Regions from separate parts of the Homo sapiens genome. Here region 2 is linked to region 1. Evidence: chromatin contacts called from ENCODE Hi-C or POLR2A ChIA-PET data. All regions are on one chromosome and are shown on one strand. The core of a region is the stretch at or near the end of the contact, and the rest is flanking DNA. Distances in the headings are between cores, read along the strand shown.

The links. A loop is a pair of places that touch in the nucleus more often than their neighbours do. ChIA-PET counts read pairs that join two places held with the same protein, here RNA polymerase II (POLR2A). Pooled maps may share reads with other maps.
Region 2: a loop to region 1 is called in a map of naive thymus-derived CD4-positive, alpha-beta T cell, with 20 times the contacts of the local background. The contact joins the promoter of GGPS1 here to the promoter of IBA57 in region 1. A Hi-C loop is called at or near these places in 1 of 168 maps with a recorded cell type or tissue (naive thymus-derived CD4-positive, alpha-beta T cell) and 6 of 50 pooled maps. POLR2A ChIA-PET finds 5 or more read pairs at or near these places in 1 of 52 experiments (T-cell).

The regions. Positions count from the first base shown.
Region 1 is chr1:228,163,342-228,169,748 of GRCh38, reverse strand. It overlaps IBA57 (iron-sulfur cluster assembly factor IBA57), which reads right to left and starts at 3,945. Exons shown (of 3, transcript NM_001010867.4): 1 at 3,592-3,945. The coding sequence starts at 3,932. It overlaps IBA57-DT (IBA57 divergent transcript), which reads left to right and starts at 4,237. Exons shown (of 2, transcript NR_103540.1): 1 at 4,237-4,275; 2 at 5,257-5,663. LOC124904534 (a long non-coding RNA gene) reads right to left here. Exons shown (of 2, transcript XR_007066913.1): 1 at 6,296-6,407; 2 at 4,567-5,599. RefSeq lists a silencer at 3,314-4,353 and an enhancer at 3,458-4,360.
Region 2 is chr1:235,326,829-235,333,172 of GRCh38, reverse strand. It overlaps GGPS1 (geranylgeranyl diphosphate synthase 1), which reads right to left and starts at 4,603. Exons shown (of 4, transcript NM_004837.4): 1 at 4,395-4,603. It overlaps ARID4B (AT-rich interaction domain 4B), which reads left to right and starts at 4,994. Exons shown (of 24, transcript NM_016374.6): 1 at 4,994-5,404; 2 at 6,205-6,259. The coding sequence starts at 6,254. RefSeq lists enhancers at 3,804-3,953, 4,454-4,543, 4,784-4,843, 5,580-6,105, 6,124-6,313 and silencers at 5,324-5,373, 5,544-5,773, 5,784-5,873.

The DNA of each region.
Region 1 (6,407 bases), core at 2,696-5,195:
CTATGGAGACACTGAAAACATCAGTGGTGGCCAGGAGTTAGGGGAGATGGATGGATGGGCAGGGCACAGAGGATTTCAAGGCAGTGACACTACTGTATGTGATGCTACGATGGTAGACATGTGTCATCATACATTTGCCTAACTCATGAACACACCAAGCCAAGAGTGAGCCCTCATGGAAACTGTACTCCAAGTGATGATGGCATGTCAACAGAGGTTCATCAGTTGTGACGAAAATAGCACTCTGGTGGGGGAAGTTGTGAGGTAATATGGGAAATCTCTGCACATTCTGCTCTTTTGCTGAGAACCTAAAACTGCTCTAAAAAGCAACTCCTATTAAAAGACAACAACCAAATAACTATAGTTTCATCTGAAAGAAGGTGCTACATTCAGGAAACAAGAATAGGGTGCTTTAAGGAAGCGATGGCTCAGGATGATATATTAAGTATCAAAGTTGAAATAAAAAATCCTACAGTCAGGAAAAAACCATAAAGGAATGATGGGCAGGGAATGACCAGAGAAGCAGGAACACACAGAGGCTTCCAGGGAGAGGTGGTCCCTGACCTGCAGGCTGCCCTCTCCCCAGAGGAGTGACCAGAGGGGGCAAACCACAGAGAGGGAGGTCAACAGCCAACAGCAGCCCGACAAGGAAAAGAGTTTACACTCTCATGAACTGAACTAAACGTGCCCAACGAGCGCAGCCCTAAGCCCACCCATGCCACATAGCTGGGAGGGGTGGCATCTGGACACCTGTCACCCACCACCCCTGGGGAGACACTCAAGGAGGTAACCTTGTTGTGTCCCTCTTCTGACGGCTGAGGAGAAACAGGGCCATGAACTCCAACAGAACTGAAGCTAGAGGGTTTCAAGTATTATTACACAGATGCTGAATCCCACGGAGGATGGTCCCGCCCCACCTGACCCCTCAGAGTGGAGCTCCCTGGCCTGTGACGTTGTGTCACATCTCAGAAGGGAGACCAGAGTTGGATGACGTCACCCTTCAGTGCTGAGCTGGGGAAGAACAGAGCCGCCTCCAATGCCCTCAGCACTCAGAACAGTGGCGGACACACCAGACACCCAGCACAAGTGAAGAAAATTAACTCCTCCTGCAGACCTCGAGGACAGAGACCCCCACAATGAGAGCAAATAGAAAGACACAGAGGAGCCACCAAGCATATGCTTGGTAAGGGGAGCTGGGGCCCAGTAGGTCTGCAGACAAGCTCCAGACCAGGCAAGAAAGGATGAAGAGGAAAAAGCCCTGAGACACAGAAAGGACAGACAGCTGACCCTTGAATGATGCAAGGGCTAGGGACACTGGCCCCCACACAGTTGAAAACCCACCTTTAAGCTTTGACTCCCCAAAAGCTTAACTACTAACAGACTCCTGTTGACTGGAAGCCTTATGCATAACATACGCAGTCAAGTGGCACATATTTTTTATGTTTTATGCTATTATATACTGTATTACAATACGGTAAGCTACAAATCCCAGGAAGAAAATCCTAAGGAAGAGGAAATGTAGTTCCACTTCACTGAATGGAAATGGATCAACATAAACATCTTCATCCTCATGGTCTCCATGTTGAGTAGGCTGAGGAGGAGGAAGGAGAAGAAGGGTTGGTCTTGCCGTCTCAGGGTGGCAGAGGTGAAGGAAAATCCACGCATAAGTGACCTATGTAGTGCAAAGTCAGCTGTACTTTACACCACAAAACACTTATTAAGAATAGGAATTCAATTGAACTAGGACTCAAAGGGAAAAGGACAAGAGAGGACTATAGAAATATGGAAGGGAATTTGGGGACCAAAATCAACATCATTGTAAGGCTAACATGTGAACAGCAAAGTACTAACATAGAAGGCTCCAGAGAATCAAAGAATGTAGTTCTTAAGATGAAGAAATTAAAGCAGCTAGACAGAATGTAATGAATACATAAGACAGACTATGATGACTATATCTCTGAACTGGGACATGAAGATTTAAGCCTATTGAGCTAGGGTGGGCACACTTTTTCTGTAAAGGGCCAGTGAATAACTTAGGCTTGAGGGCCACACTCGTGCCACAACTCTACCACTCCAGACAAAAGCAGCCCCAGGCCGGGCACAGTGGCTCACACCTGTAATCCCTGCACTTTGGGAGGCCGAGGCGGGTGGATCACCTGAGGTCAGGAGTGTGAAAACAGCCTGGCCAATATGGTGAAACCCTGTCTCTACTAAAAATACAAAAATTAGCCGGGCATGGTGGCAGGCACCTGTAGTCCCAGCTATTTGGGAGGCTGAGGCGGGAGAATCTCTTGAACCCTGGAGGCAGAGGTTGCAATGAGCCAAGATTGTGCCATTGCACTCCAGCCTGGGCAACAAGAGCAAAACTCCGTCTCAAAAAAAAAAAAAAAAAAGAAGCCCCAGACCACCTGGAATCCAACGGGTGGGGTTCCCAGAGAATTTTATTATAAACACCGGCAATGGGCTGGGTCTGACCTCAGGGCCGTATTTCACCAACTCTGGTTCTAGATTTAAAGAGCCCACTAAGTGCCCAGAGATGTGATATGGAAAAAGCCCAAACTAAGACACATCAGCATGACATTTCACGACATCAAGAATAAAGAAAAGCTTCTGAGAAAAACACAGTTCACATACAAATAAGAACGGCACCAGACTTCTCAGAAAAGCTGGCAGCGAGAAAACAAAGTTGTGATGTGAACATTGTCGGTGACAATTTCCAAGCTAGATTTTTACACCCAGCCAGGATATCAGGTAAAGCCACTAGCAGAGACACAATGAGTCCAAAAATTCACCCCACGTAGCTCAGGAAGTCATTAAAAAGGTGTCCATCCCCTGAAACCAAAACACAGGAGTAAGCTGAAGAGAACAAGAACCGGGTCCGCCATAGCAGGGACAGCAGGCAGGCGGCCGCGAACCAGATCCACTCCACCGGGCGGAGGTTTCAGGGATCCAGGTCCCTGGAAGCTGGGCAAGGGAAACCCAAGGCTGTAAGCAGTCAAGGCCCTGACCCGGCATGAACATCACTGACAGTCGTGATGTCAGCACAGATGACTGAGCCAAATGCCAATGTGACCAGCTATGGGGAGACACAGGGAAACACAAGGTAAACAGAACTCGGGAGTGTCACCACAAGCTGTCACTCAGAAACACAGCTCTGCCACCAGGCGGGGCCCCTGAACCCCTTGTCCCTGCGGAGGGAGAAGGGTCACCAGATGGCCCACTTGGGAGGTGCCCACCTAGAGACGCCTCTGCTCTGATATGGTGGGCTGGCCCCCAGGCCTCCCCTGGATGAGTCGCTGACCCATCCCTGGGTGTTGAGCCAAGCCCTCCTCTGGGTGCCCTCCCCCGGGTGCTGGGCCCTGGGTGAGCTTCCCCTGGGTGTCCATCCCAAGTGGAATCTCCTGGGTGCCTGACCCTGAGTGCCAGTCGCTGGCCCACCCACCCTTGAGCTTCCACCCCATCCCGGCCCTCCCCGGGTGCCCACCCCCCACGCCCTCTGCAGGCCCCGGGCGCCCGCCCTGTCCCTGGGTGCCGGTCCCTGGCCACTCCCCTGGGTGCCCGCCCCCGAGCGCCCTCCCAGCACGCGCTCACCCGTACAAGATGACGTCATAGAGCGTCCGGCCCTGCACGTTCAGGAAGTGGGCGTAGCCCGCGCGCGCAGCAGGCGGGGCCCCCGCGGCCGCAGGACTCGGAAGCGGCAGTTCATTGGTCAGCAGCCCTAGCAGGAAGGGCGCCGCGTCGGGGCCACGCACGCGCAGCAGGGTGCGCCCGTCCAGCCGGAAGCAGGCCCAGGCCGCTCCGGCCGTTGGGTCGCCACCAGGACTGCAGGAGCTGTGGGCCAGGCGGCACCTTGGGGCCGCGCGCAGCCGCCAGCGCCAGACCGGGCCGCCGCGCCCCGGAGTGGCGCCTCGAAGCAGCGCCGCGGTCGCCATCTTGGACAAGAGTGGGGCAGCGGGAAGGGCCCAAGGAAGCGGGAGGGGCGGGTGCCACAGCGGCCCCTGGCGGTGGCCGCCGGAGGGAGGCGGGAAGGGGCGGGCGCAGAGTGCGTGCGTGAGGGGTGAACGGAACGTGCGTGCCTGAGGGGCGGAGCAGCGCCGGTTGAGGCCGACTGAGAGTGCGTGCGTGAGGAGCAGGGCCTCCCGAGCTGGAAGGGGCGGGCGGGGCGAGCGTGCCTGCTGGGTGGGTGGGGCATGCGTGTGGGGCGGAGCATCGTGCGCGGGGTGTGTTTCGGGGCGGGGACTCGGCCTATCCGTCAGCACGCAGGCTCCACCCTCGGTAGGTAACGAGGTTTCTGCCGGCCTCTTAAGCGCCATCCCATGTCCCATTCGGTGGCCTTCCTCGTTTTCACCCACCCATGTCGGGCACCGTCACTCATCTCGAGAACCTCTTCATCCTCCCAACCTGAAACTCCCTGTTAAACACCCACTCCCGAGGCCCTGGAGCTCCCATTGTACCTTCTGGCTCCATGAGCGTGCCTCCTCTAGGGACCTCACAGGAGCAGAATCCTACGGGATTTGTCGTTTGCGACGGCTTATTTCACTCAGCATAGTATTCTCAAAGTCCATCCACGGTCTAGCATGTATCAGCATTTTATTTTTATTTTTATTTTTATTTTTATTTTTTGTAAAGACAGGGTCTTGGTTATGTTGCCCAGGCTGGCCTCAAGCTCCAGAGCTCAGGCAGTCCTCCCTCCTCAGCCTCTTGAGTAGCTGGAACTACAGGCGCTAGCCACCACACCAGCTAATTTTTGTATTTTTTTTGTAGAAATGGTCTCCCCATGTTGTCCAGGCTGGTCTCAAACTCCTAGGCTCAAGCGATTCACCGGCTTTGGCCTCCCAAAGTGCTGGGATTACAGGCGTGAGCTACCGCACCCGGCCGCTTCCTCTTTCCTACCAGTTCGCCAGCGTCCACGTGTGGCTGTTGTGTCATTTTTTTCATTTGCTGGACCATTGGGACTTCAGCTGCAGGTGGCAGGAGGCTCCATCCCCAAGTGTCTCCACGGATAAGGACAGGCACCATCCAGCCCACAACCCCTCCGCACCCCTAATCAGTGTGACATGATGAGACACAATCACAGCTTCAAATCACATCCTTGGTAACTTCTGCTTTTTTCAGGCCAGGGTCACCCCCATCATGTGTCTATAGTCCTCTTCAGTGCAGGATTCCAAGCTCCCCTGGAGCCCAGCCTGTCCTCCCACAGGACGTCCTTCCAGACCACAGGACGTCCTTCCAATAACTCTCGTCCTCTCTTCACAGCTGAACTCACAGAGGACAATTTAGGCAGGAACCACACACTGCTATGACATATCCACCCCACCGTGCTTTCTCGAGGAGTGATGTCCCATACCCCCTGCTGAGCAGCCCTGTACAGTGGCCACTTTCCCTGGTAGTAGGTGACACATCTACAAGGTGGCCCCAGCAGCCTTCAGCCCTAGAGTCTGACTGCCCTGGTCCAAGCCATCCCTGCCTTGCTGGCCTCCTGGGGCCCATGCACCCTGTTGACATTCCCCTCTCCACTGCCCTCCACTCAAAGCACCAAAGAAGACTTACTCAATGTGTCCTTATGGTGCAGAGTCCCAGCAAGCAGAGGTCTTTGTATCTGTTGAATAAAAAAATTCCTCATGATGCGTAGTAACATCAGTGAGGAAGACTGCACCAAGGCGCATCATGTGGTGTGGGGCCCTGCCTGGCGGCCTTGGGGGAGATGGAGCTCAACCCCAACACAGCAGGGCAGAGGGTGGAGAAGCCGAGGAGCAGCGTGGGGTCTGTGGGTGGGAATGACTAAGGAGACATCAGGGCTGAGGGGTCTGGCTAAACCCACCTCACAGGGTCCTTGCTCTAGGCAGGCAGGGTGATCAGACGTCACCAGGTGATGGTGGAGGATGAGGGACCTGGTTGGATGTCATCGAGGGTGAGATATCCAGGGTGTGGGGTTCTGGCTAAACTGACTCAGTAGGGCTCTTACTAAAACTGGATTTTCCAAGCAAGTGCACAGATGGGCCTAGGAGAAAGTTCCAGATCCCAGCCGGAGTTTGGCCAAGCAGAAAGTCTCTGCCATAGCTCCCTGCCGTGTCCTGAGGGCCTGGGCCAGCAGCCGGCATGCCTTAGGGGCTCAGGTGACATTGGGCAGTCAGCGAATTCCCGCAGGCCCTGGATGTGGCCATGGAGGCCCTGCCGTTAGCCCACTCTCTTCACTGCAGCTTCCTCATCCCTGGAGCTCCCGCTTGCCCTTCTGGACCCTCCTCACAGCATCCCCACCTGCCCCAAGCCCTGTGAGGCCCCGGACCCTGCCTACCCAACCAGGCGAGGCTCCGGGCATGGTGAGGAGCCTGGAGCAAATCAGCTGGGTCCCCCAAGGTCCCTGGGCCTCAGTCCCCCGCCAGACGCCAGCTTCCTGACTGAGATAG
Region 2 (6,344 bases), core at 3,354-5,853, 7.2 Mb before region 1:
TTGCTTACATGGTATCACACCACATCACAACTAAGGGGGTGTGGGCTACTGTTATTTATTGTAACAGTGAGGATGTGTTCCTTTTTTTTTTTTTTTTTTTTTTTTGAGACGGAGTCTCACTCTGTCGCCCAGGCTGGAGTGCAGTGGCACGATCTCGGCTCACTGCAACCTCTGCCTCCTGGGCTCAAGCAATTCTCCTGACTCAGCCTTCTGAGTAGCTGGGACTACAGGTGCCCACCACCACGCCCAGCTAATTTTTGTATTTTAGTAGAGACGGGGTTTCACCAGTGTTCCTCGATTTCTAAATCAGCCCTAGTAACTTCATAATGTTAAGTAATAAAAGTCATCTTCTATAGCCCAGTCACCTGATACTATGATCTGATCATTGATACTCTCAGGGGTAAGGCAATTCTAGTACTGTAACTTCTTGCTGGCATTAAATTTAAAAATGTAAAATATACTTAGGAGCAGAATCTGACTTTTGTGGATTTATATTATAAATTAATCCACCAAAGACAAGACTTTTGCACATATTTCAGTAAATAAACACACTGATTCATATACATGCAGCCAAGCAAATCCAAAGATCCTGAGTAAATACCAACAACGTGCCACAAAAGTAAAATTTCCAAAATCTTGCACTATGTGTTTATTACAGCACTATTCACAATAGTAAAGATATGGAATCAACCTAAGTGTCCATCAGCAGATGACTGAATAAAGAAAATGTGGTATATATACAACGAATGATTACTCAGCCATTAAAACAAAATGAAATCATGTCATTTGCAGCAAAATGGATGGATAGCCCTTACCTTAAGTGTAACAAGTCAGACATAAAAGACAAATAGTACATCTTCTCAATTATAAATGGGAGCTAGATAATGTGTATACATGGACATGGAGTGTGGAATGATAGACAATGGAGATTCCAAAGGGTGAGAAGGTGGGAAGGAGGTGGATGATGAAAGATTACTTAATGGGTACAACGTGATTACATGGGTGATGGACCCCCTAAAAGTCCTGACTTCACTACAATGCAATCTATGCATGTGATAAAACTACACTTGCACCCCATAAATTTATACAAGTAAGAATAAACAAATAAAAAACCCTCCAAACCAAAATCTAATTATTAGTGCTAGCATTCCACTTTTCCAGCACAATTACGAGTGTAGAAGTGCTGAGACTACCCAATTTGGTGACAATCAGGTATTTAATGTTCCTGTTTTGTAGCAGTCAATGAATACAAGGGTAAAATGGTTTGAACCACATTGTCTCTGTCATGCAGTTGTTTTTCTGCTGTGAAATGAGACGTATAATATGGCAACAGGAGAAAAGAATAAAACTTCTACATATGTATGCACTGTTAGGCAGTTGGTAAGCACATGATAATGGGTGGCTGAAATAATAACACACACATATAACCATCAACTGTGCAAGTGCTTTGATGCTTCCCCATACTGTAAACCATCTCATGGGTCACAGAAACCTTTTGAGAATATGATGAAAGCTATGAATCTTCTAAAAAAAAAAAAAAAAGCCCGGTGTATGTGTTAATAAGTTGCAACACAAATGTATACACTGCCACAAAGACTTACAACATACAAATTCTCAGAGATCATATAGTCCCTGAATGTTTACACGTACCTCAGATTAAGATTCCCAGCTATGGAATATCTTTACCCTTTAATGCCAAGCAGACAAATATTCGTGTTTGTGTTATAACAAGCTAAGACATAAATTCCACTAGCTTAACTCTTTATTGAAGGCAGATTACAAATGAAAATTAAAGCACAAAACTAGTGTATAGTTCAGGTTACTCTTCAGGATTGAAAGGCATATTTTTTTGTAGTCTGTTCTTATCTATATGAAACAATCATAAAAAAGATCAGCACTCCACCAAAAGAAATCATTTTAACAACATGAATTCAAAGAGAAACATCCCATATGGAAAATTTCTACATCCATCTTGACTAACAATTAATACCAAAGACGTCGCAAGGAAAAAAAGGCTCATAAAGAATCAAGTAAGCGAAATAATCAACATACCTATTAGGCAAAAACCTATTTAGTTAGGTAACCTATTATGCAAATACCTATTTAGGTAACCTATTACCTATACTATTTGATCTCTGACACGTGACCTTATTATCAGGGATTGAAGTAAGAAAAGAAGATGCAAAACAGGAAGAATAATGGCTTAGCTAAAAGATTATTATCGAACATCATTAAAAGTAGAATTAAAAAAGGATCTCATATACTTCTCTATTTAAATGTTAGTATCTATCTTTTCTCAACTACAAGTTGGGAGCAAGAATCACGTTTGTATATTTTCTCACAGCCTCCAAAACACATTTGACCGAACTTAAAAATCAATGAGATGCACTTTCAGAATTCCCTTTTGTGTCAGGACCTGTAACAGGTGTACCCTGTTGCACAGAAATCAGAGCTAATCTTTGTTTCAATTCGTAGAGCTTTGTGGTTGATGTTATTTTTCAACTTAAAACACTAATTATGCTTTAAAAAATATTTCCTTTCCTCACTTAGAGATGTTTAAGAATACTCACTTAAGTCAATTTCCTGTCCCAGAGGATATTTACATACAAGCATTTTCAGTGGTATGAAAACATAAGAACTTCAATTTTTCCAGGTATCGACAACCAACTTGCCTTGTGTCTTTCTTCTGAAACAGCGTCTCACTCTGTCGCCCAGGCTGGAGTGCAGTGGCGTGATCTCGTCTCACTGCAAACTCCGCCTCCCGGGTTCACGCCATTCTCCTGCCTCAGCCTCCCGAGTAGCTGGGACTACAGGCGCCCGCCACCTTGCCCGGCTAATTTTTTTGTATTTTTAGTAGAGACGGGCTTTCACCGTGTTAGCCAGGATGGTCTCGATCTCCTGACCTCGTGATCCGCCCGCCTCGGCCTCCCAAAGTGCTGGGATTACAAGCGTGAGCCACCACGCCCAGCCGCCTTGTGTCTTCTTAAGAGTCTAAAGGATTCTACACACCGTGGCATATACTCTCACCCTCACCCGCCTTTGTTTTTCTTTTAAATCAAAGGATTTCCCAATTTATCACAGCTGGAAATTTCAGCTATCACATACTAAAGTTAAATGTAAAGAGGCATTAGTGTGTGTTACATGAACTCTACTAGTTTCCTTTTAGAGTGAAAAAACTACAGAATACCTCAGTGAGAGTCTGAAACTTCTCACTTTCAAAACTAAAAAGCTGCCAGAAATTTGTTCAAAGAGTGAATCCATAATCATTAATACAAACGCTCCATTCTTTTCACCATGTGAACTACTACGGCAATAGCCTCCTCGTCGGGTTCCCTGCATTTGCCTCTTTAACTCTTCTTTTTTTCGCTTCCTCTACTCTTCAGCCAGGGATGACATTCCAATCGGAGCCATCTCTCCCTTTTGATTGAGATTCCTTGGAAGATATCCCATTGCTATTAGGAGAAAACCAAAACTCCTTTACAAAGCCTAAAAGGTTCGACACTCCCCCTCATCCCATCTCTCCAGGCTCAGTTCTTCATATTGGAAAAGCTCCCTTCCGCCACAGGGCTTTCTGACAAGTTAGTCTTTTTGTCTGGAATGTCTTTTCCTTTTCTCTTTCCTTAGTTAACTCCTGCTAGCCCTTCAGCTCTCAGCTCGATCCTCACTTGCTCAGAAACCCTTCCTTTCCCTCCCTAAAGAAGCCAAATTCCCTCATTCTCCTATCACCGTGGAACTCTCCTCTGGGGCACTGCCACTGCGGTAATTTCACATCGTTTTGTTCAGCATCTGTCCGTCTCACCAGGCGCAGGTCTACGAAGGCAGAGGCCACCCCAGTGGTCGGCGCTCAACACCCATGAAGAAATGAAAGCGCCTTCTAACGCGTTAGACGATGAAACCAGGGCACACAACCTTGCGTCTAAGAAGTGAACATCCCATGCAAAAGACTTTTCAAAGGGAAGGGCCTGGTTTGAGAATGGCCAGAGACATACAAATGTGAAGCGCATACTGAATCCTTCCATTCATACTCCGGGAGAAAGACGATGGATCTGAAAGAAGCCGCCTGATATAAACAGGGAATTTCAATCACTTCGAGGCCGATTTTCCACAGCGGCTGGGCAGAGAACTGCAAACGTATACAGTGCTAGCACAGAGTCCGGAGGGGAAGAAACGGTGAGGTTTCTGCTTCCTCCTCGCTCAGATGCTCCCTTCCGCCCCACTTGGCCAACCCTTCCTCTCCCTCCTCGCTTAAAGCTAGGGGATGGAAAATTCATACACAATCCGGTTCAGCATCCGGGTCCTCACTCTCCTTTCTTTCTTTCCTCTGCCCCGCCTCCCAGCCTCCCCCGCCCTTCTTCCCATCCGGGTTCCCCCCAGCCGCCGCCACTGCCGCTCACAGTTCAACGATGATATCACGACTTTCACGCCGCCGGTCCGGGAGTAACTGTACCCCGCATCAACTTCCTATTTTATAATGTGGACTTAGGCTCTTCCCGATGCCTACATGAATCCTTCCCACTATTTCACCACAGAACTCTCCGCCCTCCTCAGCCGCCAGCGACACCGCATTAGTTGGTGCAAGAAAATGCGCCATCCCGGTCACACTGCGCAGGCGTCGTTGCCGCCTCCCTACTGCTTTGTTGCCCCGCCCCTTTCACCTCCCCCCCGCCCCCGCACCGGTCCACGCAGGCGCAGGGCATTGCGGGCCTTGCAGTTCTCGCGGACGAGGATTTGCGCGTTGGCCCCAGAGTATGGACTTTATTTCCCAGAAAGCCTTGAGGCGTAACTTTCTGTTTCCATAGAACTGGTGGGAAAATGGCGTCGTTGTTTGTATCCAGGGACCAATAGGAACAGTGTATAGGCGGGTTCTAAAGAACTTTAACCAATCCAAGGTCGTCTAAGAGGCCATCCGGGAAAGAGGTAGGGGAGGGGGGGAAAAAAAATCTAGGGGAGGGGAGAAAGGGGGGGAACCTAGAGTCGGTGGGGGGGAAGCGATGTTTGCCCGTCAGTCGAGTCCGGAGTGAGGAGCTCGGTCGCCGAAGCGGAGGGAGACTCTTGAGCTTCATCTTGCCGCCGCCACGGCCACCGCCTGGACCTTTGCCCGGAGGGAGCTGCAGAGGGTCCATCGCCGCCGTCCTCTGGAGGGCAGCGCGATTGGGGGCCCGGACCTCCAGTCCGGGGGGGATTTTTCGTCGTCCCCCTCCCCCCAACCAGGGAGCCCGAGCGGCCGCCAAACAAAGGTACCAGTCGCCGCCGCGGGAGGAGGAGGAGCCGGAGCCTCTGCCTCAGCAGCCGCTGGACCCGCCGCCCTTCTTCCCCATCTCTCCCCCGGGCCTGCTGGTTTTGGGGGGGAGAAGGAGAGAGGGGACTCTGGACGTGCCAGGGTCAGATCTCGCCTCCGAGGAAGGTAGGGATATTTTCTGGGGCTTTCGTGGTCTCCTAAGGGGGTTCTTTTGGGAGTCGCTGGGCCCGGCCAAGGAGCAGAGGAAGATCGCGGTGGTGGTCCCTGCGGCGCCCGAATTCGGGGCCTCGGCCTCCCGGGAACCCCCACCCCCCGCAGCCGCTGTGTCCGAGCCGCCCCCTGGCTGGGCGGCCGCACACTCAGCGGTTTAGCGGCCGCGGTCGGGGGCCCGGGCAGGGTGGGGGCCGTTCCGCCTCCGGGGCCCTCGGCCCTCACGTTGTCCCCGCGGCGGGGCCAGATGTTGATCTCGCTCCCACTTGTCGGGTCTGAGCCCGGAACGGGACGTGGGCAGGGGCTCTGTGGCGGGCCGGTCCTGCCCGCGGCCCACAGGCCCTCCTGGCCCCTCGGTGGCCCCCGGCCGGCCTCTCGCTCGGACGCGGCGCGTGGGGGCGCGGATTCGCTCGGCCGGGCGCCGAGGCCCTAGGGGAGAGCGGCCGGCCCTGCGCCGGACGCCGGGCTTGTTGTGAGTTTCTTCTCTGACAGAAATGGCGTCATTGTCGTAGACGGGAAACTCCGTCGGGTCTCGACAATGGGGACGGGAAGCTGCCGAGCTGTGTAGGTGGTTGGGTTTGCGGGGATGGCGGGGCCGGAGGGAGCCCCGAGTCGGCGTGTGATGGTTCGGGGGCTGGCGCCTGGTTGCGGCTCTTTCTTCGGGGTTCGGACGTCGCTCGCTTCTTTCCCTCCGCCTCCGCCAGTGCAGAGGGGCTCCTGTGGTGTTGACTGGGTGTCTTTTGTTTCCCCTCCAGGTGCAGCTGAACCTGGTGTTTTAGAGGATACCTTGGTCCCAGAGTCATCATGAAGGTAAGATTGCCTGCGGAAAACGAATCTCTGGGGTTATCGAATTCAGGAAGTAGGAGGTTTCGACGAGGTCGTCGTGTGGGGCTTC